2 separate regions of the Homo sapiens genome follow, and region 1 is linked to region 2. A link is an interaction called in ENCODE POLR2A ChIA-PET data of the cell type or tissue named here. Cell type or tissue: Panc1. All regions are shown on one strand. Each heading gives the region's core, and the rest is flanking DNA. Links, peaks and the distances in the headings are about the cores only.

The links. Peaks named below come from ENCODE experiments on the same cell type or tissue, not always from the same donor. Only the 100,000 strongest peaks of a DNase experiment are listed, where the experiment ranks them.
Region 1: POLR2A ChIA-PET joins it to region 2 with 18 read pairs; 14 of 35 experiments call an interaction of 5 or more read pairs at or near these places.

What each region holds. Positions count from the first base shown.
Region 1 is chr14:64,824,225-64,839,130 of GRCh38, reverse strand. The region is part of intron 1 of SPTB (spectrin beta, erythrocytic); the gene reads left to right. Among named protein-coding and RNA genes, the nearest start is that of MIR7855, 46 kb to the right of the region's middle. RefSeq lists an enhancer at 7,253-7,752. In Panc1, for the core only: no CTCF peak of the experiment used is centred there; no DNase peak of the experiment used is centred there.
Region 2 is chr14:64,894,555-64,909,460 of GRCh38, reverse strand. LOC105370534 (a long non-coding RNA gene) reads left to right here and starts at 7,333. Exons shown (of 3, transcript XR_943942.3): 1 at 7,333-7,389. In Panc1, for the core only: no CTCF peak of the experiment used is centred there; no DNase peak of the experiment used is centred there.

The sequences.
Region 1 (14,906 bases), core at 4,688-7,187, 70 kb after region 2:
GACAGAGTTTCACTCGTGTCGCCCAGGCTGGAGTGCAATGGTGCGATCTCGGCTCACTGCAACCTCTGCCTCCCGGGTTCAAGCAATTCTCCGCCTCAGCCTCCCCAGTAGCTAGGATTACAGGCACCCGCCACTACCCCAGGCTAATTTTTGTATTTTTGGTAGAGATGGGGTTCCACCATTTTGGTCAGGCTGGTCTCAAACTTCTTACCTCAGGTGATCCACCTGCGTCGGCCTCCCAGGTGCTGAGATTACAGATGTGAGTCACCACACCCAGCCCTAAATGTTTGCATAGAGGCTTTTATGTGAACATGTTTTCATTTCTCTCAGGTAATACCTGTCAATGCAATTGCTGAGTCATATGGTAAATATGGTATGTTTAATTTTATAAGAAACTGCAGAATTGTTTTTTTTTTAAAGCCGTTCTGATAGGTATAGAGTGGTGTCTAATTGTGGTTTTAATTTACATTTTCCTAATGACGAATGAATTTGAGCACACTTTCATGTGCTTATTTGCTATTATATTTCTTTTTTTGGTAAAGCGTCTGTACAAATCTTTTGCTCATTTTAAATTGAGATTTTTCTTATTGATGAGTTTTGAGTTTTTTATATATTCTGAATACAACTACTTTATCAGATACATGTTTTGCAAACATTCCAGCTAGTCCGTGGCTTGTATTTTCATACATTTTTAATTTTGATGGTCAAATTGATCAAATCTTTCTTTTATGATACCTGATCTTTTATGGATTATACTTTTAGTGTTTAAAATATTTTGCTTAACCGAATGCCACAAAGATTTTCTTCTGATTTTTTTTCTGGAAATTTTATGGCTGTAGGTTTTATATTTAGATCAATAATCCATTTTGAATTAATTTCTGTATATGGTATGTGGTATGGGTCAAGGTTCACTTTTTTTGCATATGGATGTCCAGTTGTTCCAGCGGAATTTGTTAAAAAGACTATCCTTTCTCCATCAAGTTGTTTTTGTACCTCTGTTGGAAATAATTGGCCATATATGTCAATCTATCTCTGGACTCTATTCCGTTGATATATATGTCTATCTTCTTGCCATACTATTCTATCTTGATGACTGTAGCTTTGTGGTAAGTCTTGAAATCAGGTAATGTAAGTCCTCCAGTTTTGTTCTTCTTTCAAAATGGCTTTGTCTATTCTATTTTCTTTGCCTTTCCATAGAAATTTTAAAAATCAGCTTGTTGGCCACGCGCGGTGGCTCACACCTGTAATCCCAGCACTTTGGGAGGCCAAGGTGGGTGGATCACCAGAGGTGATCCAGAGGTCAGGAGTTTGAGACCTGCCTGGCCAACATGGTGAAACTCTGTCTCTACTAAAAATACAAAAATTAGCCGGGCGTGGTGACAGACACCTGTAATTCTGCTACTTGGGAGCCTGAGGCAGGAGAATCGCTTGAACCTGGGAGGCAGAGGTTGCAGTGAGCTGAGATCGCACCACTGCACTCCAGCCTGGGCAACAAGAGCAAAACTCTGTCTTAAAAAAGTAAAAATAAAATAAAATAAATCAGCTTGTTGATTTCTCAAAAAAAGTTCTCCTGGGATTTTGACTGGCATTGCTTTGAATTTATAGATCAGTTTAGAGAGAAGTGACATCTTAACAATATTGATTCTTCCAATCCCTAGGCATGGTATATTTCCCTATTTATTTAGATCTTTGGTTTCTTTCTTTAATGTTTTTAGATCTTGCCCATATTGTCTTATATTTATAGGTAAGGATGTAATAGGCTGTAGGGTGCTGTTGTTGAGTAAATAGTTGAATTCATGAATAGATAAAAGTGTCAACCTACTTGTGAGTACTTGTCTTGATTCCATAATTAAATACAAGATGCTAGAATAGGGTTGGAAAATTTATCAAATCTCTTGGTTATGAAGAGGCCAGCAATGAGACTAAGAGGTCTGAGCCTCCAAGAGACAGGAAATCTGGGCTTCATTCTGACACCCTCCCCACCACTTTCTTTAACCTTGGACAGCTTCTTCTCCCTGCCAAGGGTCTGCCTCTTAGCACAAGTTGTACATTGAGAAGTTTGCATCTTTCAGGGATTCTCTGGGCAGAGCTCATTATCTCTGTAGCTGCAATAGACAGTTGCCTTTCTTGCATGATTTGAAGGTGCTGAATAGCCTGTCTGACCAGCCGTTTCTCACCCATTGGCCTGGTTTGGCTCCTAAATTTCCTCTCTCAAAAGACATACCTCCTTTGAGTAATGTATTATATTTCCATAGGCCTTTATTCAGATGTGTTCCCTGAGAGGGATACTCTGGCTCCTTAGGAAGGTGGATAGTTACATCTGTTCCATCCAATTAACATGTACTAATTGAGTACCTACCATGTGCAAGGCACTTTTAAGACCTCCAGGGTGAGAATGGCATCCTTCCCTTCAAGGAGTTTACAACGAAAGGAAATTAGGTTGTCAAAGTCAAGTTTGTTTCGAAGTAGGATGGCCGCTAGGTCTGAAGGAGCACTGCTTGGGTCATTCAACTTGGAGGTTAGGAGTGCAGGGATGCTTGAGGCAGGGACAAAGGAGAAAGAGGGTCACAGAAGGGGCAATGGGGAAATGACAATAAACCCCACCGACCGTACCCTTTTTTTTGTTTTGCCTTGACAGCGTATTGAGCAGACCCACAAACTCAGTACCGAGAGACACTGCATGTTATTTGTAAATAATACCCTGGGGCAATCTGGTACTATACAGTTTATACATTATTTTCATATAACTTCATTTAATCTGTGCAGCAGCTTTATGTGTTAGGTGGCGAGTGTATTAATTAGGGCACCCTAACTGCTCCAGTAAAGAACTCCAAAATGAAATTTTATTTTTTGCCCAAATCATAGGTTAGTAAATCAGTGTAAATAGAGGGGGAGGCTACGCTCCCAACAGTCATCCAGGACATTTGGTTCCTTCCACCTTATGGCCCCATCCTCTAGGTCCTAGGAATTTAGAGCAAAGAGTAAGAATTATGGGGAAGATTTTATGGCTAAGGCCTTGAAGTGGTGCACATCATTTCTGCTCATTCGACCTCACAGCCTCACCTAACCACAAAGGCAACTGGAAGATGTCTCCAAGCTGTGTGTGCAGAAAGCAGAATATTGATACTGGTAGACCCCACCAGTCTCTCCCACAGTAGCACGGGATGTTCCCCTCCTTTTACAGGTAGGGAAACTGAGATACAGAGTCATTAAGTGAACTATAGAAGAACACATCACTGCTAAGTAGGACAGGATTTCAACTTAGGTCTTCTGCTTAGATAGAATGGGAATAATAATGGCAGTAATAACAATAATATCTAACAGTTTGTGAGTGTGGGTGGGTATTCAATGGAACAATATACATAAAGGCCTTAGTATGTTCCAGATTCCCTTTCTAGCTCTGAGCTCTGCCACACAATCCTATAAAGAGCCAAATATCCCTCCTGAGCAGCAGAGCGACAGCAGGAGCTGGTAACTAGTGGCTGCCTGTCAGCAGAGCCCAGCACAGGGCTGAATCGACTCTAGTGGTAGAGTGCTGCTCTCCCTGCAGACCTGGGAGATTGTGCATACCAAGAACTGACTCTGGGCTGGGTGAGGTGGCTCACTCCTGTATTCCCAGCACTTTGGGAGGCCGAGGTGGGCAGATCATCTGAGGTCAGGAGTTCGAGACCAGCCTGACCAACATAGTGAAACCCCGTCTCTATTAAAAATACAAAAACTAGCCGGACAAGGTGGCGAGTGCCTGTAATCCCAGCTACTCAGGAGGCTGAGGCAGAATTGTTTGAACCCAAGAGGCGGAGGTTTCAGTGAGCAGAGATTGCACCACTGAACTCCAGCCTGGAAGACAGGGCAAGACTCTGTCTCAAAAAAAGAGAATGGACTCTACAGGGCCTGAAGAAGCTGGACTTAATTTTGCTCAATACCAAAGCTGCCTCTTGCAGGCACGTTCCCAAATGTTCCCAGAGGACAGCCCCACTGAGTCAGGCTAGGCATGCCGGCCAGGGATGAGAAAACCTCTAGCCAGCACCTGTTCCCTCAGGAGTCCTTGTGGGCCCAAGCAACTTTTAAAAGATGAATTTTCACTTAATTCTTTTGAAAGCTCTAACATGGATGAATAAATAAATTGGCACCCATAACTTATATATTATTTATAGGTTAGACTTTTAAAATAGCTCTTTTTGTTTGTGAGGCAAATATGTATGGATGGAAACCATTCTAAGACTGACATTTCTGTGACACGAGAAAGAAACTATAAAAGACTTCTCAACTAAGTAAGGTAGGGCTTCCCTGTCTGGAAGAGTTCTGCATGTGAAGCTGCTGCTTTTATCAATTTTTTTGGGTGAGGAAATTGAGGCATGGGTTGAGTCAAAGCTGTTCTAAAGGATTTCAAGATTTGTAGAGATTCGGGCCAGGCACGGTGGCTCATGCCTGTAATCCCAGCACTTTGGGAGACCAAGGTGGGTGGATTGCTTAAGTCAGGAATTCCAGACCAGCCTGGCCAACATGGTGAAACACCGCCTCTACAAAACATACAAAAATTAGCCAAGTGTAGTGGCATGTACCTATAGTCCCAGACGCTTGGGAGGCTGAGGTGGGAGAACTGTTTTAGCCTGGGAGGCAGGGATTGCAGTGAGTAGAGATCATGCCACTGCACTCCAGCCCGGACAACAGGATTGAAACGATGTCTAAAAAAAAAAAAAAAGATTTGTAGAGTTGGTAGGAGTTTGGGCCCTGTTGCCACTGCCCATCCCTTTTGCCACACAGTCTAGCAGGAGAGGAAGAGGTGGTTAACAATGTGTGGTTGAGCGTGGCACGGTGGCTCACAACTGTAATCCCAGCACTTTGGGAGGCTGAGGCAGGTGGATCATCTGAGGTCAGGAGTTTGAGACCAGCCTGACCAATATGGTGAAACCCCATCTCTACTAAAAATAGAAAAATTAGCCAGGAATGGTGGCATCCACCTGTAGTCCCAGCTACTTGGGAGGCTGAGACAAGAGAATCACTTGAACCTGGAAGGCGGAGGTTGCAGTGAGCCGAGATAGCGCCACTGCACTCCAGCCTGGGTGACAGAGTGAGACTCCGTTTTAAAAAAGAAACAAAAAACAAAAAACAATGTGTGGTTGAGGCAGAAGGAGTGACAGGGACAATGTCAGGGCATTGATGATGAATTCACGGTGCTACTGCAACATGCTATGCTTCCAACCTTCTCACCACCTTGACCTCCAAATGGGCCTCCACATGGTGTGTCCTCGGTGGGAACTGCTTTTATCCTCTTAAGGAGCAGCACTCTGCATTTCTCAGTTCTCATCCATTTATTCAACAAACGATCTTTAGCTTATTTCATGTACCTGGCATTATGCTGGGCTGTTGGGATAAGAAGAATGAATATGGATGGTCCCTGACCTCAGGTAGCTTACAGTCTGGGAGAGACAGAGAACTAGATTATGATGCTACAGTATGGCAAGTGCATTGATGAAGATGAGCATGAGAGTGATGGGAACACAAAAGAAACACCCCACCTCCACCTACTGCAGGGGATGGTGGTAGACGTGGGAGGTTTCTTTTCTTTTTTTTTTTTTTGAGATGGACTCTTGCTCTGTCACCCAGGCTGGGTACAAAGGCCCAATCTTGGCTCACTGCAACCTCTGCCTCCCAGGTTCAAGTAATTCTCCCACCTCTGCCTTCCTGAGTAGCTGGGACTACAGGTGTGCGCCACCATGCCCAGCTAATTTTTGTATTTTTAGTAGAGCCTCTGTTTCACCATGTTGGCCAGCCTGGTCTCGAACTGCCAACCTCAGGTGATCCACCCGCTTCGGACTCCCAAAGTGCTCGGATTATGGGCGTGAGCCACCGCGCCCAGCAGAGGTGGGAGGTTTCTTGAAGGAAATGAGGCTGGGCTGAGTTCTGACAGAGAAGAAGTTATTCTGTAAAGGAGCGAGGATTTTTCGGGCTTAGGAAACAGCATGTGCAAAGAACATGTCCAGAGAGAGCCGGGGACCTGAATGGAGTTCCTATGGCTAGATGTAGTATTGGAGAAGCTGGGGGGAAGGATTGGATGGAAATAGTAATCAGGGAGGGACTAGATCACAAAGGGCTTTGTCTGTGATTTATTATGGGTTTTAAACTTCCTTCTGAGATAGAGAAGAGCTGTTAAAGTACGTAAGTGATGTCGTCTTTGTATTCTAGGATGGCCTGTCTGGCCTCAGTGTAGAAAATGGGCTAGTTTAGTAGGCCAAAGAGCAAATATAGATACAAAGACCAGCAGAAACCACTAGACTTGAGAAGGCAGTGGCCAGAAGTGTGGGGAGCGGTGGAGATAGAGAAGAACAGAGATTGGAGAGATAGCAAAGGGGCTGGTGTGATGAGAGGGAAGAAGGGCATGGAGCATGATCTGAGGTTTTGGTTTGGGCCGCTGGGATGTTGACAGATAGGAAGCATGGCAGGAAAAATGGGAAAAGGATGAGGATAGATTCCACTGGGGGTTAGGGTGAACATGAGGGGCTTGTGGGCCTTCTTAGGTGGATGTTCTGAAGGCAGTTGGACACGATGGGTTCAGAAGATTTGAAAGTCATTAGCATAAGATGGTAATTCAAGTCATGGGAGTGAAGAAAATAGCCTAGGAACAGTGTGTAGACAGAGGAAGAAGTGGAGGGGCCCAGGAGATAACTTGGGAGCATCACTATTTAAGAGACAGGCCAAGGAAGAGTAGCCCACAGAGCAGGCAAAGGAGGAAGGGCCACAAAGTTAAGAAGGGAACAAGGAGCGTGTCTTGGAAGACAAAGGAAATGATTTCAGAAAATTTTGGAATGGCCAACAGAGCCTAATGATGCTAAGTAAGATAAGACCTGAAAAGCATCTCCTGCTTTAAGTAACAAGGAAGGGAGGTATCAGTGACTTTTGGCAAGAATAGCTTCATGGAGTGAGGGCGGAAGCCAGATTTCAGTGAGTTGAGTGACTTGAGGATGGGATGAAGAAGCTAGAAGCTACCATGAATATAGATAAGTACACTGTATCTATGTTTATCTCTGGAGAGGAGGGCTGAGGTCATCATACTTCTCAGTTCATCATCATTTTCCAGCCAAGGCCCTTCTCTGTGGTTGGTTGATGGATTGATTTCCTTTTATTTCCATTTTCCTTTTCTATTCCCTTCACTCCACCTAAAAACAACCATTTTTATGTGTTTAAGAGTTTTCCTTTAATTTGCATATGTCCTTGTATGGGTATTGGCTTACATGCATATATTTTTTAATTATGTAAATGATGTTATAGATCTCATTCTGTTTCCTGTGTATTTTGTTCAGCACTGTTTCTATGATCCTCCAGCATTGCCATGTGCCCTCCACGTGTTCATTCACTGCATTTTACCTGTCCCTGCCCCAGTGGTGGACGCACAGGTTATTTCCACCTCCCCGCCACCACAATCAATGCCTCAGTAAACATTCTTGCATATGTCCCCTTCTAGGCCCGTGTGAGCAGAGCCACACTTAGCCTGCCTGAGTCCTGGCAGACAGCCCGCCAGAATGGCTGGGCCAGTCCACACTCCCACCAGTAGTGCACAGGGCAGCCCCTTTCCACATCAGCATCTATATTCAGCATGACCCAGCTTGCTAATGTTTGCCTGTGGGGTCTCCTTGTTTTAATCTGCATTTCTCAGGTTACTCATGGGCTTGAGTATCTCTTCTTAGGGTTTTAGCTTTTTAGGTTTTCACTACTATGAATTACCCGTTCATGTCCTTGGCAACTTTGTCAATAATTTTGGCTCTGAAAGAAAGGAGAGAGAAGATGGTAAGAAGGAGTTTTGCTGAAGATAGGAAAGACTTGTGCATGTTAAAGTGAAGGCGGAAAAGAGAAAAAGCTAGAGATTCATGTTTCTCCCAGGATTTGAGGAATGGGCAGCAGGAAGGAATGCAAAGATCTGACCTCCCTTGGCAGTGACAGTGAGGTTGGTGGGGAGGAAGTGGCAGTGAGGTTGGTGGAGAGGAAGTGAGACTGAGGAGGGGGAGTTGGTGCATGGGTCACCACCAGCTTTCCCTGAGCCCATCTTGCCTGCCCCCTCCACTTGAGGGGGAAAAGAAGCAGTGGGGGATCTATGGGGTTGGATAGGAGGGAAAAGGCAACCTCACTCAGATTCTGAGAACATGTTATACATGTGTTTCTAAATATTTGAAAATTGTATTTGTTTTAAATTTTAAGGGGATGGGAGAGGTAGCTAAAATATCAGGGTATGGGATGTGACATAAATAAAGTTGTCAAGGCACATGACACCATGGTGGGGACAGGGGCCATGTGAACCCTCCTGACTAGAGCAGAGTTCACATAAAAGAGAGTGTGAGCTCAGCACCAAATGGTGCAGGGCTTAGAATTGGACTGTACTGCTGAAAGCTTACAGGGTAGGGGTGTGTCAGCATGAGGGGCCGTGCAGGAGGGACTGTGAAGGGGCTGAGCACGGACAGAGATGGACCAAGTGGGAAGAGATGAGGGCCTGAGTGAAGTAGAGCTTTAAAACATAAAGAAATGACGAACAAAAGACCCTTTCAGAGGCTTAATGACTGACCTTGGTGATGAATAAATATTGAATAAACACTCAATACATGTACATGGGATAACTGAGTGCGTGGGTCAGGGAATATGGTGGGATAGAGGGCTTTAAAAAGGCTCCAGAAGGCAGAGGTTGCAGTGAGCCAAGATCGTGCCACTGCACTCCAGCATGAGCAACAAGAGTGAAATTCCATCTCAAAAAATAAAATAAAATAATAATAATAATAATAATAATAATAATAATAATAATAATAATAAGACTCCAGAGTTTGAGATCAGGTCTGTAGGAACAGGATAATATTTATTGAGTACCTACTAAGTCCCAGGCCCAGTACTAGGCACTGGAGTACAATAATGAAAAAGGCAGACATGGCTGATGCCTATAAGGAGCCTGTGGTCTAGGCACTGAGAGGAAAAGAAAAAAAAAAGAGGAAACAGACAGATACATGAATAATTACAATTATGATAAGTTCTATAGAGTTAAGCAGAGTGTCAAAAAGACTGAGGCTAACAGAGCGGGGAGCTACCTTAGAGAGGGTGACCAGGGAGGACTTCCACAAGGAAGCGACATCTGAGAAGAGATCTGAGGAATGAGAAGGAGCCAGACATGCAGAGATGCTCCAGGAAGTGTCTGGGGCAGAGGGCATGGCATGCACAAGACCCCTGAGCTGGGGAGGACATTTCAAGTTTGAAGAACTGAAAGAAGGCTGGCAGGTTACCTATAGGGGGTGTGGGGAGATGATCTTGGAGAAAATGGGAAGGGCCTTAGGACCATGGGAAGGGGTTGACTTTTATTCTAGGTTCCAGTTGTGCCTAAGGCATATGACTGTATTTTACAAGTTTAATTTATTATTAATTGCCAATTTTATCAAAGTTTTTATTATACAAAATTTCAAGCGTGTATAAAAGTAGAATAGAATCAAGAACCCCCATAAGTAGATCACTCCAAGTCAATAAGCTGCTTCTTATTTTGCTGAAGCACATTTAAGCAAATCCCAGACATCATGTCTTGTCCCCCACTACCTTTTTGAGCATTGCAAAACAAAAATTCATTTTCTTACATAACCATAATGCCATGATCACATCTAACACAATTGACTAATTCCTAGGTACCAATCAATATTGAGTCTGTAATTCAGATACCCCTGATTGCCTCAAAAATGTGGTTTTTTAAATTCAAGATCCAAACAAGGTGCATTATATTTGATTATTACATCTCCTGAGTCTCTCTTGATTTACAGCAGTCCTCACTCTCTGCCTCTTTTTTGTCTGTTTTAAAGCCTCTAACTTGTTGAAGAAGCTGAGTCAGTTGTCTGCAGAATGCCCTACATTCTGGGTTTGTTTCTTTGCTTCCTCAAGTTGTTATTTATCTTGATTTCCTGTAATTCCTATAAATGGGAAATTAGCTCTAAAGCTTAATTATTAATAAATTCAGGTTCAACTTTTTTGGCAAGAACGTCATAGGTCATGATGTCCTTCATGTTGCACCATGTCAGGAGACACATGTGTCTAATTGTCCTGTTCTTGGTGATACTAAGATTGATCAGTGAGTTCAGTTGTTGAAAACTTGATCCCTCCATTGTAAAGTTCACCCATCAACCCATTATCTGATGGGTTTTTAAAATCTTTTCTGAATCAGTTATTACATTATAAATATCACTTCAGTGATGATGTCAAATAAATTATTCCAGTCTATTCTTGACTATTTTCAATGTTGAGACCTCACTACAATGTTGAGACCTCTACCTACCTCCTGCAGTTTTCATCAAAGAAGTGAGAAGTTACTATAGATATTCTACAAAAGTCCTCATGGAATAAGGGAAATTGGGCATCCAGCTTTTCAACTCAACTGCCATAAAATGTTACTTATTCTGAGAGAGGCCAGTGGCTATCTTGAAAGAAGTGAGTTGAGAGAGATAAGAGGAGGTAGGACTGGGTCACAAGTTTCTGTAAATGTAGATATTAAGCCCAAGAATCCCAATAGAGGATAATATTTGAAAACTATTAGGTTGCTACAAAAGTAATTGTGGTTTTTACCATTAAAAGTAATGGCAAAACCCACAATTACTTTTGTACCAACCTGATATGTATATGAGTATCATCTCTCCCCTCTCCTTTAATGGTTCCCAGTGGACATTTGCCTCTGTGCAGGATGTGAAGTGCTGATAGATACTGTTGTTATGATAGAAGGCTGATGGGCCAGTCCCTACATCAGAGCTGAGTAGCACCTGTTCCCCAACCAAATCCTGTAAGAACTATTGGAGCTATGATCCCATCCACCCCCACCCCTATTCCAGCAGCTGCAGCATAACTGGAGCCAGTTCTTGGTAGGAGATTTTTCCATGATGAGAGTGGACAAGTTGCGGCATGTAAAGCCCCTGCCGGGTGACAGAAACTGGAGTAGAAGTGTCTGGTAAAGGCCTCACCAAACAGCAGTCGACCAGAATGACCAGGATATTGCAGATGCATGGAGATCCCTAAGTAGCAACCATGGGTAGTAATCTTGGGACTTTAAGCACCCCAAACCATAGTCCATCAGTGATGCACTAATAGCCAGACTTGGTTGGGATGGGAGCTGTAGTGTGAAAAAGCAGAATGTGCTCTGGGGAGGGGAAGTGGCTTGTCCAGGAACTGCTGGTGGTGTCCATCGACTGGAAAGGTCACCCATAGGTGGCATGCTTATCTGGGCCACATCGTTACCCCATGGTACTGAAACTCCCTGGTTCTGCTGTCCTGGTAGCCCCATGCTCAGTCTTAGCCATATTGAGACTGAGCTGTAATTTCTAGGTGGAAATGTCTGGTAGGCAGATGGAGGTGCCAGACTAGAGCTTGAGAGTAGGGAGGAGGTTAGGGCTGCAGATAGATTTAGAGTAAGTATTCTGCACTGCACGTCTTATTGCTTCTCATTCTAGTGAGTGTGTGCACATGTGTTTTTGTGTATTTGACTATTCTTTAAGGTACCTGTGAATGTGCAATGCGATTATGATCAGAGGGAGAGGAAGGATGTTCCTTTTTTGGTGATGGATTGACAGAAAAATTACCAGAGAAACTTCAGGATTTAATCTCCTGACCGGGTTGCCACAATACCAAATTGTTAAAAGCAGGTTTGAGGTAGCATAAAGGGGCAGGACAAACTAGAAAACAGGTGAGGGGGTCAAACCTTACAGCTAGAGAGAAGATAACAATACAGTGGAAGGAGCAATACTGTTTAAGAAAGACAGTGTCCTTGCTATTTCAACAGCCTGCTCCTCAGCCCTGCGTTGCCCTGTATTCCCCCGGTTTCCCACTTCGGAAGTAGATCTTTGTGCTTTGTTGCTTCTCACTTTTGTATGACCCAGGGAAGAGGAGAGGATGCTGTTTACTTTGTTGGGGGACTAGAGGATGGAGAAAAGAGAACAGCTGCCTCTTCTGCTCGGGGCTTCGGCGAGGGCTGACATGGGTCCTAGCTTGGGCTCCGTCAGCACCCTGCAGGCTGGGAGAGGAGCTGCTACCACTGCTTTCTCAGTTCTTAACCAACCCAGGGAGTAACTGGACATAGCACATGAGGTTGAGGCTCTGAGCCTAGCATCGGACCTCAAAGGCGGATGTGAAGGTTGGAGCTGTGGGTTGCATCAGTGGTATTGTGAAATGCATTAATAAGTACATGTTCCTTCTGTGAGCTGAGTCCTCTGTGTGATCCCATGAGGTTTTCAGTGCTGAGCTGTGGGCAAGCCTTCTCAGGTCCCATCCTACTCAAAATATAGCCTGGGGTCGGTGGTGGCAGAAGGCAGGTAAGGATGACTCTGGACTGTGCATTTAGAGCTGCTAGACGGGCAGGTGGATGGATGGATGGGGCAGGTGGACCTCTCTGGGCACAGAGTCACGGAGACCAGAGAAGACCCACCTACACTTTGACGAGGGTCAGGTGGGTTCAGAGAAGGAATTTTGGGGGACTTGTGGGTAAGCCAGGGAATGAATGGACAAGGAAGTACTTATGCCTTTTTTCCTGGGTTTACTGATGGGCCTGAAGTGCAATTTAAGATCTAATTTTAGCCATGTATTTGCGGTCCTCCGTGACTCATGGAAGGCCACTCTAGATGTGCAGATGACTTATATCTTTGAAAATGAGACCAGATCATCTCATCTCTAAGTTCCTCCCAGGTAGCAACTTAAATGTCATTTCCATGACTCCCCATTCAATTAGGTGTCCCCACCATGAGCCCCAACATATGCTGTTTTTTTCAGTCATGGTCATCTCTTTATAGCCAGGCCTTTGAAGGGCCGTTGTAACAGTATGGAAAGAGACATGGTGACGCCGAGAATGGGTTAAATCTGGTTTTGGACAGGCATATCTTCGTGTTTGCTTTTTGTTAACTATCTGTAGCTTTCCTGTTCTCTTATTTATTTCCTTCCTGCCTCTTACACCTGATTCTCCGAGAGCTTCCCTTCCTGCATGCACTGGCCCATCCCATGACCCCCTTGACTCTGATGGAATGCCATCTGGGCAGGGCCTGGGGTGGGCATGGCAGGGGAAGAGGGCACAAGGAAAGGGGCCTCACTTTCATTTCTGAATCATCTTTCCTTGGTGTTTGTTTTCAGGGACCTGACTCTTTCCAAAACAAAAACAAAAACAAAAACCCTCCAGCTGTATATTTAGACACACATATACATCTCTTCCCATTCCTGGCAGAGCTGCTGCCCGGCTGCTGCCTTCTCTGAGCCATGGCCACAGGAGGGATGGCATTTTTAAGCAGGATGAATTGCTGTCGAGCCGCTGCTCTTCTGCACCCGGGGCCATCAATCTTGTCTTGAACGCTGGGCCTGCTGGTCGGCCTGCTCAGGCTCATCTTTCTGGGGCAGACTTATTTACGGAGCCATGGCAAAGGTAATCTCACTCTCCAGCCCCACGGCCCAGGCCTCTCTCAGCCACTCTTAAAAATAGCCCAGGACGAATCAGGAGAGCCAGGGTCCGGTTACTTCCTGCACTCAGGGTCTGATCTCACCTCACCTCCTGCGTCTGGCAGCTCAGCCCTTCTCAGGGGCTGCTGGACAGGCTTGTGGCCCTGCAGGAGGTGGTCAGCCTGTCAGTCCCTCTCTGGCTCAGAGACCAAGTCAGTGGTAGTTTCCCTTAAGGGAAATAGAGAAAGGTGTGGGGCCGGGGGTGGGGGGTATCTTTCCCGGCTATCGTTGCCCAGCCAGTTGGGTGCGAAATCTCAGTCCTGGAAGCAGCAAGTCCATCTGCAGAAGAGGACAGGCTGTTCAAAGGCACAAGGGTGGTCTTGGGCACAGGTCTGGCATCATGGGGCATCCTGTGTTCGGGATGATGACTGGTTTTCCCACCTTGCACCTTCCCTTCTCTTGAGTGGCAAACACTTTTGCTAAGCCCTGGCTGGGAAATGCCCTCTGTCCCCATGCACCATGTCCTTTCCCCACCTGCCCTCCTGAAACCCTTCTGATTGAGGGGAACAAACTGTGCTCCAGTCCTTTCCCCAGCTGCCCTCCTGAAACCTGTCCGATCAAGGGGGATAAACTGTGCTCCAGTCCTTTCCCCACCTGCCCTCCTGAAACCCGTCTGGTCAAGGGGGATAAACTGCGCTCCAGTTTGGCCTTTGGTCCCAGCCGCAGTCATTCCACCGGATGACCCTGGGGAGGCCTCCTCCTGCAGCAGGCCTTGGTTTTTCTCCCAAGGCAATTAGGGTGGGTAATCCTGGCTCCTATCTTACCTCACAAGGATGTGGTGGGATGGATTCATCAGGTTGGGGAAAATGCAGTCTGAAGTGAGTCTGTATCTGAAAAATAAGGCTGTAGCCCTGCTGCCATCTCACACTTGGGCTGGTGAATGTGCTTCAGTGCCTCCGTGATCATGTGCCTGGTGGATGTGCATGTGTGTGCTGGTGTGTGTCAGTGTGTCAGATATGAGCCTGTGTGTGTGCCGTGGGTGCACACACCCACAGAGGGAGTGGTCTCCCTCACAGCTCACTGGCTGTCAACCCCCATCACAGGTCTGCCTCACAGCCTCCCTGCCTCCCGCTTTGCTCTCTTGGTTGTGAAGGCTCTGGGTCCCCTATTCTCTTACAGACTTGATCTTGGAGTCCCTTAAGATCCCTAGAAAGAGGACCAAATGTCAGGTACAGATGAAGAAAGCTAATAGTTTTCCTAGGGTCCAGGGCATTGAAGACCAAGCCTGGCTCCCCTGGCCCCCTCCTCACTTTTCTCCCCTGACTCCACCCCTGCCTTCCCGTTACTTCTTAAAGTTCTCAAAGCTTTCTGTGTTCTTTCTTACCTTCAGGACTTTACACCTACTCTTTATTCCCTTTGCTTGGACTCTTGTCCTTTCCCACCTGTCCCTTCATGGGTACCTCCAAGCTTCCTTTAGGAATAAGCTTCAA
Region 2 (14,906 bases), core at 5,087-7,586:
ACATTTATTTATTTTTTGCTTTTTAAAACTTTATTTCAACATAACTATGCTTACAGAAGTACAGTCATATTGGCTAATAGAATGCAATTTAAGTTTAAACTTACCCTGTACAATTTGAATAAGAAACTTGGTACGTGGTTTAGGATTTTAAAAATGATTTGCAGTCTGGTTTATTTTTTATCTATTACAAATGTATAAAAGACCCTCCATCAAATTCTGCTAAAGAAGGCAGCAGAAACTTGAGAAAATTACCTTTGGTTTGTCTTAGAAAAAAAACAGGCATTGCACTGCTTAAGTTTATAAAATTGGTGCAAAAAAAAATTGTAATGCTTCAATGCCAATTTAGAAAGTTCAGTTACCAATGGATATGGAAATGGGTGTGAAGGAGCCTATATACACATGTGAAACTGTAAATATCTGATTTAGGTAATATTGCCTGTAGATTATAAATCTACACACACCAAGATTCATATAATTTCTCCAATCTGAATTAACACTATCTGTTCACTTCATCTGCTGAGGTCAATCAGGGAACTGGACACAGTAGTTGTTTTTCTGATGTATGCAAAAAAGAAAATGGAATTGTTTCGTTTGCTTTTCAGTCCAGAAGTCAGTATACTATGGGCAAGGTGTTCCTTCCGTTGTCAACATTCGTAGAGTGACAAACAATGAGGTCTACTTGGGTTTTAATTTGTATCAGCACTCATATCCAAAGCAGTCTCCAAAGTTAATGAACACATGACTTTAGAAGTGACTCCAAAAAATAAAATGGCCCTGCTTAGAAGATTAGAGCAAAACATTCAGCAATATTTATAAGAAGCCTTATCAAAAAATGCAGCCCCTTGTGAATTACACCTCAGTATTAAAAAGTAGCCCCCAAATAAGAAGTAGCTCTGAAAAACAAAGAGGAAAAAATGTAACTTAAAATATCTTAAAAACCAGCAGGGTGCAGTGGCTCACGCCTGTAATCCCAGCACTTTGGGAAGCGCCAAGGTGGGTGGATCACGAGGTCATGAGATTGAGACCATCCTGGCTAACACGGTGAAACCCCATCTCTACTAAAAAAAAAAAAAAAAAAAAAACTTAGCCGGGCGTGGTGGCGAGCGCCTGTAGTCCCAGCTACTCAAGAGGCTGAGGCAGGAGAATGGCGTGAACCCGGGAGGCCGACCCTGGAGTGAGCGGAGATCACGCCACTGCACTCCAGCCTGGGCGACAGTGCGAGACTTCGGTCTCAAAATAAATAAATAAATAAATAAATAAAAATCTTAAAAACCAATGTGAATATAGGTTCAAAAGATGATAGTTAAAAGAGATTCATTTTCTTAAGACTACCTAGGATTAAGACTTATAATGTATTCTAGTATTTCAAGTTTACCGCTAGTTACTAAACATAAATTTACAAATAACATATCCATTTTTTCAAACATATAACACTTAAAAGCAAGGGAATAGCCATTATTTCCCTCTGATTCTGTTTTTTTTGCTCTCCTCACTTTTTTTCAAATACAGATTATCATTTCCATATAAAGTTTTCACCAGGTATGTCGAAATCTCTTAAATGGTAGCTTCTGGGGAAATATTCTCTCTCAAATCTTGCATGGATTGGGGTGGATTTTTTAATATTTTATGTATGTATGTATGTATATAGAGATGAGTCTCACTGTGTTGTCCAGGCTGGTCTCGAACTCCTGGGCTCAAGCAACCCTCCTGCCTCAGCCTCCCACAGTGTTGGGATTACAGGCATGAGTCACCACAACTAGCCAGAAGGAATTTAATAATCAAAATGCAATTGGGTTTCAGATATTTTATTGTGGGTTTTTTCCCCCGCAATGTGTGCCTCAAGGACATAGTAAGACTTAGAGCAGACTTTTATTCTCTTTCACCTATATGGACTCTGAGAGGTAAAGGAGTTTGGAATTTTTAGAGAAACCGGGGAAGTGAGGAAAGGGAAGTCAAGAGACTTCTGTTTTGTCCTGGAGAATGGCTAGCAGATGGAGGGTTTACTTCAAGGTAACCCAGGCACAAAATCCATAGAAATCAAAAAACTTGGGTAGTGTTGAAAAGAGTAGTTTTGACTTGGAATAGAGAAGGGGTATATAGAAGCTGCAAGGAATATTTGGAAAATAACATGGTGATTTACAGTTAAAACATTAGATTTTAGTCCTCATTGTAACTTAATAATTCAAGGACCCTAAACAAGTTGCTTATTGGCTGGTCTTCAATTTTCTCATCTGTAAAATAATGACAATAATAAATATACCTACCTCATTGGCTTGCTTTATAAAATGATACACAAATGTTTTCGGTATATGTGTTTCTACATATGACTTAAGGGTTTTAAGAAAAGTAACTCTGGCCTTAAGCCTGAGGTGGTAGAAGGGAGGATAATAAATTAAGGAAGAGGACTGGCAATAACTCAAACTGCCCGATGTGTGAATGTGTGTCTGCTGAAGTGGATAATATGAGACTGTGTACTTTAACAAATTTGTACAAGGTGATTTGTGTGTAACTGGAAAAACTGAGTGAGCATGTTGTGTTGGAGAGGATGCCGTGGTAAAAGGGTCGTGTTAGGGAGGGAAACCACGGGAGATGGAGAAGGAGAAAGGCCAGGCTCCTCCAGGAAGTGGATTTGGAAAGTTACCTCAAGGCACAAAGAGAAAGGGAGCCTTCCTTGTAAGTGCTACTTTGGTTTCTACCTAATCACAGATTCCCAACCCTTCTAGTTCTTTGTACTTTTTTCTCTTTACAATATCCTCTTTGAGAACTAATGAGAGGGCTGGGAGTGGTGGCTCATGCCTGTAATCCCAGCGCTTTGAGAGGCCAAGGCTAACAGATCACTTGAGGTCAGGAGATCGAGACCAGCCTGGCCAATATGGTGAAACCCTATCTCTACTAAAAATACAAAAAATTAGCAGGGCATGGTGGCGTGTGCCTGTAATCCCAGCTACTCAGGAGGCTGAGGCAGGAGAATCACTTGAACCTGGTAGGTGGAAGTTGCAGTGAGCCGACATTGTGCCATTGCTCCAGCCTGGGCGAGACAGCGAGGCTCCGTCTCAAAAAAAAAAGAACTAATAAGAAAGTGCATAGCAAGGTTTGAGAGAACTGAGGTATATTATTAAGCAACTACAGTAGACAGCGCCAAGAACGTAACAATTATCATAAATCTCAGTATGTCACTGCTTTAAAAGCTCCATGATTCCCTATTGCCCTCAGGATAAAGACCAAATTCCTTCCTACAGCACCCACGACTTTTTAAAAGTTGGCCCAGTCTACTTCTGTAGCCCCGTGTCCTGCTGCTCCCTACCTCCCTTCCTGCTGTCATCCCACATTTCCTGTTTCTAACCTCACCAATTCCTCATGGCCCTCACCACACCAAAGTCCTCTTTCTAGCTTTTTGTGTGCTGCTCCTTCTGCCCAGAATAGCCCTTTGTCTCCTTATTGAATTCATATTCAGGTTCTCAGACATGGCTCAAACATCACCTCCTCCATAAAGATTGCCTATTAGTATCCCTTTCCAAGTACCTACAATAACAGTTTATTAATTCCCCTATTATAGTATGCGCAGTCAGCTCTTGACTGCAAACTTGAGAATCATGCTTGTTTCCCAGGATTTAGCATTATACCTGACACATAAGTGCTCAGTAAGTGTTTTTTGATTGATTACAAAAGCTGAACACACAGTTTCACCCTTCCCACCACCTTACTCCAAATTCCATAGCCAAAGGCAGTTACCATTCCACCTGTCTCATCTGGATTTTGCTCTGTTCACTCCAGGTCTTTGCTTTCAATGGTTTTGAAATTTGAGAAAGAAAACAAACAAACAAAAATTAGGAGAGTTTTGGTTAGAGAATAATACCTTTTGTTCTAATAAATTACCAATAAATTAATTGCTAAATCATGTCTTCATTCTGTGCCCACCAGAGGAAAGATTCTGCCTAAGACATGGATGACTCAACAAGAAGGACATGCCCTAATATCATCCAATTTAACACCTCCTTGTTCTCTAGGAAATGACCTATAAACTTAGCAGTTTGTTACTTCATTCCTGGAAGTTTAGCAACAGCCTCCTGACTTCAATTGGTTCTTTTTTTTTTTTTTTTTTGAGACGGAGTTTCACTCTTGTTGCTCAGGCTGGAGTCCAATGGCGCAATCTCGGCTCACTGCAACCTCTGCTTCCCAGGTTCAAGCGATTCTCCTGCCTCAGCCTCCCAAGTAGCTAGGATTACAGGCATGTGCCACCACACCGGTCTAATTTTTTACATTTAGTAGAGATGGGGTTTCACCATGGTGGTCAGGCTGGTCTTGAACTCCTGACCTCAGGTGATCCACCTGCCTCAGCCTCCCAAAGTGTTGGGATTACAGGTGTGAGCCATCACACCCGGCCTTCAATTGGTTCTATACACTATTTTATGTATCTCTTTTATAAATAATTGGATCCAGCTGGGTGTGATGGCTCATGCCTGTAATCCCAGCATTTTGGGAGGCCAAGGCAGGAGGATCACTTGAGCTCAGAAGTTCAGGACTAGCCTGGGCAACATGGCAAGACTCCGTCTTTACAAAAAATACAAAAATTAACTGGGCGGTGGGTGTGGGGGCGTGTGCCTGTAATCCCAGCTACTTGGGAGGCTGAGGTGGGAGGATCACTTGAGCCTTGGAGGTCGATACTGCAGCGAGCTTTGATTGCACCATTGCACTCCAGCCTGGAAAACAGAGACCTTGCCTCTAAATACATACATACATACATACATACATACATACATACATACATACATACTGGTTTTTGTCAACTTGGGCTGAAGGAAGGTAGTGACCCTTCACAGGCAAGGTGTCTACATCAGAGAGCATTTCATTTCAAAATTCAGAATGGTGCTCAAAATGTAAATATACCTGGAAGAAGTAATATGATGATATTAAAGCTCAGGAATTCAATTTCACTCATATAATGTTTGGGGTATCTGCCTCATGCCCACCTTTCACAGTCAGGGGGCAAGGCAAGAAAAACCAGTGATCACAATACAGTGTAATAACTGCTCTTCGGGATGCTCCTGGGGCCCAGATAAAGGGCAGCCTGGGAGAGGTCAGAGAGAGGAGAGGACACAGTCTCAGCAATGATTTTCCAGAAGTGTTGATCCCTCCGCAGACTCTTTAAGCTTAGACATTAGGGAATGTTGGGCAGGGTGTTCCCCCGACACAAGGACCAACATGTGCAAAAGTGCAGAAATGCTGAGAAACAAGTTTGTAAGGGGTGGTACATAGGGGAGGTTGCATTGATCTAAGTAATGTCACATCCTTTCATGAAGAGGATAAAGTTTTGACCCTTTAGTCAGGGGATATTGGCTTCATAGTTATGCCTCGGCCCAGCGCTTATGAAGGTTGTATAATGGATTTTAAATTGCTCAAGCTTCTTCCTACCATATACCAGGATCACATTTTCTACCAAAGTGGTGGTATGGAGACATACAAATGTGGACTCGCAGCCCGGCTCTGTGACTTATTAGCCGTGATGAAACACTGTGGGAAAGGTACTAACTTCTCTGTTCCCTTTCCCTCATTTGCAAAATGGGAATGCACCTTCTTCATGGAGTTGCTGTGAGAATTAAAGGAGAGAATCCACATTACACACGGTCTGACATATGTATTAAGTATTCCATAAATGTTAGCTATGATGAAGATGATTCCAATGGACCTAATAAAGATGTAAGAACAAGTGGCTAGTAATCAAGGGATGGTAATTAACTGCAACCGAATCCCAGAGTTAAGAAAAGTCTTAAGAAGTCACTTAATATACTCCTTTGCATCTAAGATCAATGCTTAAATCAACACTGTTCGACCCTACCTGCCACCAAGGGCTCTAACTATACTCAAGGAAAGATTGGGAGTAGAGGGAAAGGGTGAAAGAAAATCACAAGTAGAAAGAAGGGAATGAGAGATAAAGGGAAAAGGAAGCGGAATGATAGGACAAATGAGATAGAAAATACACTTTCGTGGCACATCTACTATTTAAGTTGCCTATTCCTGACTTCAATCTTCCAAGGCAAGTGATGACTTCATTCAAGTTAAAAAGAACCAAAGGAAGAACTGGGAACTCCAAGAGGTCAATATATCCAATAATTCCAGAGAAGTCCAGGTATTAAAAGATCATAAGTAGAAGGAAGTGTTAAGAGTCATCTTTTATCTTTTTTTTTTTTTTTTTTTTTTTGAGATGGAGTTTCACTCTTTTGCTCAGGCTGGAGTGCAGTGGCATGATCTCGGCTTATTGCAACCTCTGCCTCCCAGGTTCAAGCAATTCTCCTGCCTCAGCCTCCCAAGTAGCTGGGATTATAGATGTGGGCCACCACGCCCAGCTAATTTTTGTATTTTTAGTAGAGACAGGGTTTTGCCATGTTGGCCAGGCTGGTCTCGAACTCCTGACCTCAGGTGATTCGCCCGCCTCAGTCTCCTAAAGTGCTAGGATTACAGATGTGAGCCACCGCACCTGGCCATCTTTTATCTTTTCTAATGAGCCGTATGTGTGTGTGTGTGTGTGTGTGTGTGTGTGTGTGTGTGTGATGTTCCCTCACTGTTGCCCAAACTGGAGTGCAGTGGCGTGATCTCGGCACACTGCAACTTCTGCCTCCCGGGCTCAAGCCATCCTCCAGCCTTAGCCTCCTGAGTAGCTAGGATTACAGGTGCACACCACTTTGCCTGGCTAATTGTTGTTGTTGTTGTTGTTGTTGTTGTTTTTAGTAGAGACAAGTTCTCATTACGTTGCTCAGACTCTAAGAAGCTCTTTATCAAACTTGAGAATATTTAGAGAATCTCTAGACAGATTATTGTGCGTATTAAGACTACTGATGTTATGAGGGGCTCGGAGACTCTCGCAGATACAAGCAAAAATGCTAGACCAGACATTTACAGGTGAAATCTCTCTCTGAGAACCAAATTTTAGAGGAGTAGTCAAAGGGAAACATCCTTATATCATCCATGTACAAATCAATGAATGCTACTATCATCACCTATTTGGTAGGAGGAATTTTAAAAAGGCCCAAGCTGTCAGTAGTTTGAACAAAATGGTGTTCCCTTCTGGGGCTTTTCAACATCGACTCACACGCCCATGTGATTCTGACCTGCTACTCTTTTGTTGCATTATTTTGTTAAGTGTTTACTCCTGAGAGATGATTCTGTCCTAATTATCTCTTACCCACATGTCTTTCGTTTTTTAGTTTGTGTTCTAGTTCATTTTCAGAGCGTTCGCTCTCATGACTGCTGTCTTTCTTTTGGTTTTTAGATCTTCTTCCTTCTCTTTCTTTAGTTCCTGGTGGTTGAGCAGGGATAATGCTGAACTGGGGCCAGGTGTTAATTAAGCAAAATAAGTCAAGCAAGTCAAGACTTCCAAGCATTTGGTTTCAGGTAAGTTAACCACCACAGCATTTCCTTAGAAATAATTTTATTTTGATTTGATTTCTGTAAGTCCTCTGGTTGGGGCTGTTATCTTTCTGCTGTGTGACAAAGCAATGCAAAGAGGATGCGTCAAGATACAGACGAATGACATTATTCAGCAACAAGGCAACAGGGCAGAGCCTTGTGCCAGAGGCCTCAATCCAGTCCTCAGCAAAATCTTGAGGACATTTTTTGATGTCACTATCTGTTTCTGGGGACATAGAGGTTTTTGTCTTTTTGCCAGAAGGAAAATTGGGTAGTGAATTTTCTGATTTGAAGGTTTATTCCTAACCCATGTTTCATTCCTAAACAACAGAGTAAAGACATCATCATGATGAACAAACAACTTTTAGTGTATATTATGTGTAAGACGCTGGCCAGGCACCAGGAGAACACACAGAGAGAATACATAATTTATACTCGGATGATTTACTATCTTGAGGAGATTAGATATATGCATTTAAATACATACATACATTTTAACAAACAAATAAAAACTACCAGATAACACATACCAAGTGCCAAAGGGTAATATATAAGTAGGTTGACCATATGGCCCAGCTTGTCCTGGACAGTCCCAGTTCATACCTGTGGTTTCAGAGTAATTGTGACCCTTTTAACAAGCAAATATACAATCTGGATGATAAATTATATGGTCACCATACGTACAGACCACTAATCTAGGAATCAAGAGGAGGGGGTGATTATCAATGGCTGGGGCAGTGGGTGGTGAGTTCATGGAACTCGTAGAACTTGAGCTGGGCCTTGAAGGAAGAGTTAGGGCAGAGGCAAGGGGCAAGTAGTCTATACGAAGAAGACCAAGAACAAAAGCACCAGCCAGGCGTGGTGGCTTATGCTTGTAATCTCAGCACTTTGGGAGGCTGAGGCGGGCAGATCACCTGAGGTGAGGAGTTTAAGACCAGCCTAGCCAACATAGTGAAATCCCATCTCTACCAAAAAAAAAAAAAAAAAAAAAAAAAATTAGCCAGCTACTCAGGAGGCTGAGGCAGGAGAATCACTTGAACCCAGGAGGCAGAGGTTGCGGTGAGCTGAGATCGCGCCACTGCACTCCAGCCTGGGCAACAGAGTGAGACACCATCTCAAAAAAAAAAAAAAAAAAAAAAAGAACAAAGGCACCAAAAGGAACATGGGAATAAAGTACAGTCACTGCACTACTCCAGGGGACACTGTTCACATTATATTCTCTGTGAATAGTGTCCTCTGGAATGTGCAAGTGTCAGCTCTAAGGGTATGTCATATTTGGGAGCAATTGGAAAATTAGCTGGAGAAGAGAATTTGTGTAAAGGATTTGTGTGAGGTAAGAATAGAAATAAGTATTAGCTGGTTGTGGTGGTGCATGCCTGTAGTCCCAGCTACTTGGGAGGCTGAGGCAGAAGGATCACTTGACCCCAAGAGGTTGAGGCTGCAGTGAGCTAAGATCACGCTACTGCATTCCAGCCTGGGTGACAGAGCAAGTCCCCATCTCAATTAAAAAAATTTTTTTAAAGAATAAAAAGAAGTAAGAAGCAGATAGTGGAGGATATTAAATGCCAGGTTAAGATATGTAACTTTCATCCTATAGGTGATAGGAATCTAACTGAAGAGTTTTGAATAAGGAAATGATACCTACAACAATATATTTTTAAAAGAATAATATTCCCAATGAAACTGTTGAATGTATTAAAAGGAAAAGGAAGACGAAGGAGAAGAACTAGTTTCAAAACTATTGGGAATGCATAGGAGAGAAATGATGAGTCTGAGCTACAGTAGTGGCAGTGGGAAAGGGAAAGGAAAAGAGACTTGAGAGAATTTGCAAAGGCAGGATTGATAAGAGTTTGGTAACTGGCCAACAATGCAAGAAGAGGGAACAGTCAAGAAGGACTCAAGATTTCAAACCTGAGTCACTGAGAAAATGATGGTATCATTGATGAATGTGGAGAAGTTGAGAGGAGGGAGGACTTAACTTTGAGGGGAAAGATAAGCTCTGTTCTAGACAAGATGAGTTTCAGACATCCATTTGGAAATATCCAGTAGGAAATATTAAGTTGCAGCTGAGACAGGAGATCATGACTAGAGATGTGGATTTAGGAATTCTGTGGAGCATTGAATAATTGAATGAAAAAGTGTTTTCCTTCAAGATCATAAGTGGCAGACAGCCCAAGATTATCACTTGGGTTGCAATTTTATTGGTAGAGTAGATAGGAATATAGGTTGGAAACATAGCAGAAGAGATCCCAGAGGTGGAAGTAAAAAGACAGTGTGGTACGTCAAGACGGCAAAAGGAAAAGAACATTTCAAGCTGGAGAGGTTGGTCTACAGGGCCAAATGCCGGAAGGAGGTCAAAGAAGATGAAAATTGAGAAAATTAATAGTTTTTGGTGGTGAGGATGACGCTGTGGACTTTAGAGGGTATGATTTTATTGTGGTTTTATAGATGTGCTCCATGTTTTAAGGGTGAGGGATGAGTAGGTGGCAAGTCAAGGTAGATAATGAATGAAGGCTGATTTTGTGAGAAATTTGGCAGTAAAAGAAGAGAAAAATGGGATGAAAGTTCAAGGAATAGCCACTACTAAGAAAGAATTTTTTTTCCTTTTCCTGAGACTGGGTCTTGCTCTGTCACCCAGGCTGGAGTGCAGTGGCACCACCAAGGCTCACTGCAGCCTCAACCTCCTGGGCCCCAGCGATCCTCTAACCTCAGCCTCCCATGTAGCTGGGACTACAGGTGTGTGCCACCATGCCCAGCTAATTAAAAAAAATTTTTTTAGAGACAGTCTTGCCATGTTGCTCAGGCTGGTCTTAAACTCCTGGGTTCAAGTGATCCTCCTGCCTCAGCCTTCCAAAGTGCTGGGATTACAAGTGTGAGCCACTACTCTTGGCCAAGGAAGGATTTTTAAAAATATATATGATAAGGAGTTTATGTTACATGTTGGACTATAGATAGCCCTTTATTTGCTTAGAATAAATTCTGATTTTTCAAATTGCTCGCAGTACCTTTTTCCTCTGAATTCTATGCAAGAAGTTTACTACATCAAGGGAAGAAGAAAATACAGATAGGACAAGATCTGATAAAGGATTCAATAGTTACTTATCAAAAGATTAAAATGGACTTAATCTCCTTCATGTAGCTGGGGCCCTTTTCTATTCAGGCAGAAATTTAGGTTAGAAGAGGATATCTCTAAAATACTGAAGAAGATTTTTTGCTTGCTTGTTTTTTGTTTGCTTGTTTTTAGAGACAGGGTCTTGCTCTATCACCCAGTCTGGAGTGCAGTGGTGTCATCATAGCTCACTGCAGCCTCAAACTCCGGGATTAAACAATCCTCCTGGCTTAGCCTCCCAAAGTGCTGGGATTACAGACATGATAAGCCACTGCACCCAGCCTGTTTGTTTTTTTTCGAGAGTTTTCTAAAGCCCCCAGTGCACTCCCCAGTTTAAAAACCTTCAGTGGCCTACAGATTCCCCAGCCTGACATCCTCATGCTTTCCACTTTCCCAGCCACCATCGTTCAGGCCCCGGTTACTTCTCCCCTTGATGACTATAATAGTCTGTCTCCTATCTCTCTTCACTCTAGCCATCCTACATACTGCTGCTAGCTTAATTTTCCTAAAGCACAGTACTGATCCTATCTGTGCCTTGATAAAAGCCTTCAACGAATTACCATTGTCAACTGAATTAGGCACAGGTTCCTCTACCTGACTGTTAAAGCCAGCCACAATGTGGCCGTGGTTCACCTCTTCTGTCTTAATTTCTATACTTTCCATATATATAAACTGATTTACAGGCATAAAAATGTGTCACCTAGTCCTTCTATTTGGAGTGGCCATATGACATTTTCCTATTAAAAAACAACAAGTAATTTACACACAAAAGCGGGAAAAAGAAGGTGTGAGGGTCATTTTTGCTTGTTTTTTGAGACAGGGTCTCTTTTTTTTGAGACAGTCACTCAGGCTGCAATGCAGTAGCATGAACCTGGCTCACTGCAGCCTCAACCTTCCAGCCTTAAGTGATCCTCCCACCTCAGCCCCCTGAGTAGCCGGGACTACAGGCATGCACCACCATGCCTGGCTAATTTTTTGTTGTTGCTGTTTCTTAGAGACAGGGTTTCAATATGTTGCCTCAAACTTCTGGACTCAAGCAATCCTTCTGCCTCAGCCTCCCAAAGTAGTGGGATTACAGGCATAAGCCGCCATGCCTGGCCTTCATTTTTCATTTCCTGTTAAGTGTGATCTTGCTGTCTGAACCCTCTCCCCAGAATTTGCTTTGTAATTTTTATATGGCATTTAACAAATGCTGCCTTATATTAGAATCATTTGTTTCCTTCTCCTATCTCCACCCCACTAGAGTGAATGCAGCCTGAGGACAAAGACCATATGGTCCTCATCTCCGATCTCCGCCTTGCACATGGGGCATTCAATAATTTTTCTAAAATTTCCTGACTATATTGAAAAGAGGTTGTGGGTTGCCCTTAAATAACTCTGCCATTGCTTACCATTTCTCAAGATGTTCTTATCCTTTCCTATCAAGACACATGCTTTTTTTTTTCTTTGATGTAACACATGTATGTCCTTATATGGCTATACAAACATTATTTGTTGCATTTTAGGTAGCTAGAAGACAGGCAGTTTTTACTGTTTAATCTAGTTTATGGAATGCTCAATTGAAAGATTTACAAATATAAACTCTTACTAAATCTTTTAAAATAATAATTTTAATCATAACTCTACTTACAGAAGATTATTTTATAAATCAAGTGTTCTTAAACCAGGATGGAACTATATATAAAATTAAGTATTTGTGTATAAATGTATATTTTTCTCTGTAGAGAGGGTGCATAGCTTTCATTACATACAGGAGTTTGTTACCCAGAAAGAGTAAGAACCATTCTTATGAATCACTACTTCTACAGCAATGTTTTTACTTTGTCCTAACTCATTACTTGCAAAGGAATTTTTTAAAGTACCAGTAGTTGTTTCATAGACAACAGAACCAGTCAAAGAATCATTTAGGATAGTTCCTGATGCTACTTCCAAACCTCTACCTTGTCCCCACTTTGCTACCAGTCTTGCCTTCAGCTTAATTGAAGAACAAAATAATGAGATCACACACATGATGTACAAAGACCTCACCATCTGCCACATACATCTTCCTTTTCACGCCTTCTTTTGGAGGCCTCTGCTATTTTCACAGGAGATTTTTATCCAGATTCCCACTATGAAAATTCTTGTCCCTCTCCCTCTCCCGTCTCCCTCTCCCTCTCCCGTCTCCCTCTCCCTCTCCCGTCTCCCTCTCCCTCTCCCGTCTCCCTCTCCCTCTCCCGTCTCCCTCTCCCTCTCCCGTCTCCCTCTCCCTCTCCCGTCTCCCTCTCCCTCTCCCGTCTCCCTCTCCCTCTCATGCCGAGCCAAAGCTGGACGGTACTGCTGCCATCTCGGCTCACTGCAACCTCCCTGCCTGATTCTCCTGCCTCAGCCTGCCGAGTGCCTGCGATTGCAGGCGCGCGCCGCCACGCCTGACTGGTTTTCGTTTTTTTTTGGTGGAGATGGGGTTTCGCTGTGTTGGCCGGGCTGGTCTCCAGCTCCTAACCGCGAGTGATCCGCCAGCCTCGGCCTCCCGAGGTGCTGGGATTGCAGATGGAGTCTCGTTCACTCAGTGCTCAATGGTGCCCAGGCTGGAGTGCAGTGGCGTGATCTCGGCTCGCTACAACCACCTCCCAGCCGCCTGCCTTGGCCTCCCAAAGAGCCGAGATTGCAGCCTCTGCCCGGCCGCCACCCCATCTGGGAAGTGAGGAGCGTCTCTGCTTGGCCACCCATCGTCTGGGATATGAGGAGCCCCTCTGCCTGGCTGCCCAGTGTGGAAAGTGAGGAGCGTCTCTGCCCGGCCGCCATCCCATCTAGGAAGCGAGAAGCGCCTCTTCCCCGCCGCCATCCCATCTAGGAAGTGAGGAGCGTCTCTGCCCGGCCGCCCATCGTCTGAGATGTGGGGAGCACCTCTGCCCCACCGCCCTGTCTGGGATGTGAGGAGCGCCTCTGCTGGGCCGCAACCCTGTCTGGGAGGTGAGGAGTGTCTCTGCCCGGCCGCTCCGTCTGAGAAGTGAGGAAACCCTCTGCCTGGCAACCGCCCCGTCTGAGAAGTGAGGAGCCCCTCCGTCTGGCAACCACCCCGTCTGGGAAGTGAGGAGCGTCTCCGCCCGGCAGCCACCCCGTCCGGGAGGGAGGTGGGGGGGGTCAGCCCCCCGCCCGGCCAGCCGCCCCGTCCGGGAGGTGAGGGGCTCCTCTGCCCGGCGGCCCCTACTGGGAAGTGAGGAGCCCCTCTGCCCGGCCAGCCGCCCCGTCCGGGAGGGAGGCGGGGGGGGGGGGTCGGCCAGCCGCCCCGGCCGGGAGGTGAGGGGCTCCTCTGCCCGGCCGCCCCTACTGGGAAGTGAGGAGCCCCTCTGCCCGGCCAGTCGCCCCGTCCAGGAGGGAGGTGGGGGGGTCAACCCCCCGCCCGGCCAGCCGCCCAGTCCGGGAGGGAGGTGGGGGGTCAGCCCCCCGCCTGGCCAGCCGCCCCGTCCGGGAGGTGAGGGGCGCCTCTGCCCGGCCGCCCCTACTGGGAAGTGAGGAGCCCCTCTGCCCGGCCAGCCGCCCCGCCCAGGAGGGAGGTGGGGGGGTCAGCCCCCCGCCTGGCCAGCCGCCCCATCCGGGAGGGAGGTGGGGGGGTCAGCCCCCCGCCCGGCCAGCCGCCCCGTCCGGGAGGGGGGAGGGGGGGTCAGCCCCCTGCCCGGCCAGCCGCCCCGTCCGGGAGGGAGGTGGGGGGGGTCAGCCCCCCGCCCGGCCAGCCGCCCCGTCCGGGAGGGAGGTGGGGGGATCAGCCCCCTGCCTGGCCAGCCGCCCCGTCCGGGAGGTGAGGGGCGCCTCTGCCCGGCCGCCCCTACTGGGAAGTGAGGACCCCTCTGCCCGGCCAGCCGCCCCGTCCGGGAGGGAGGTGGGGGGGGTCAGCCCCCCGCCCGGCCAGCCGCCCCGTCCGGGAGGGAGGTGGGGGGATCAGCCCCCTGCCTGGCCAGCCGCCCCGTCCGGGAGGTGAGGGGCGCCTCTGCCCGGCCGCCCCTACTGGGAAGTGAGGACCCCTCTGCCCGGCCAGCCGCCCCGTCCGGGAGGGAGGTGGGGGGAACAGCCCCCCGCCCGGCCAGCCGCCCTATCCAGGAGGTGAGGGGCGCCTCTGCCCGGCCGCCCCTACTGGGAAGTGAGGAGCCCCTCTGCCTGGCCAGCCGCCCCGTCCGGGAGGGCGGTGGGGGGGTCAGCCCCCCTCCCGGCCAGCCGCCCCATCTGGGAGGTGAGGGGCACTTCTGCCGGGCCGCCCCTACTGGGAAGTGAGGAGCCCCTCTGCCCGGCCACGACCCCGTCTGGGAGGTGTGCCCAGCGGCTCATTGGGGATGGGCCATGATGACAATGGCGGTTTTGTGGAATAGAAAGGCGGGAAGGGTGGGGAAAAAATTGAGAAATCGGATGGTTGCCGGGT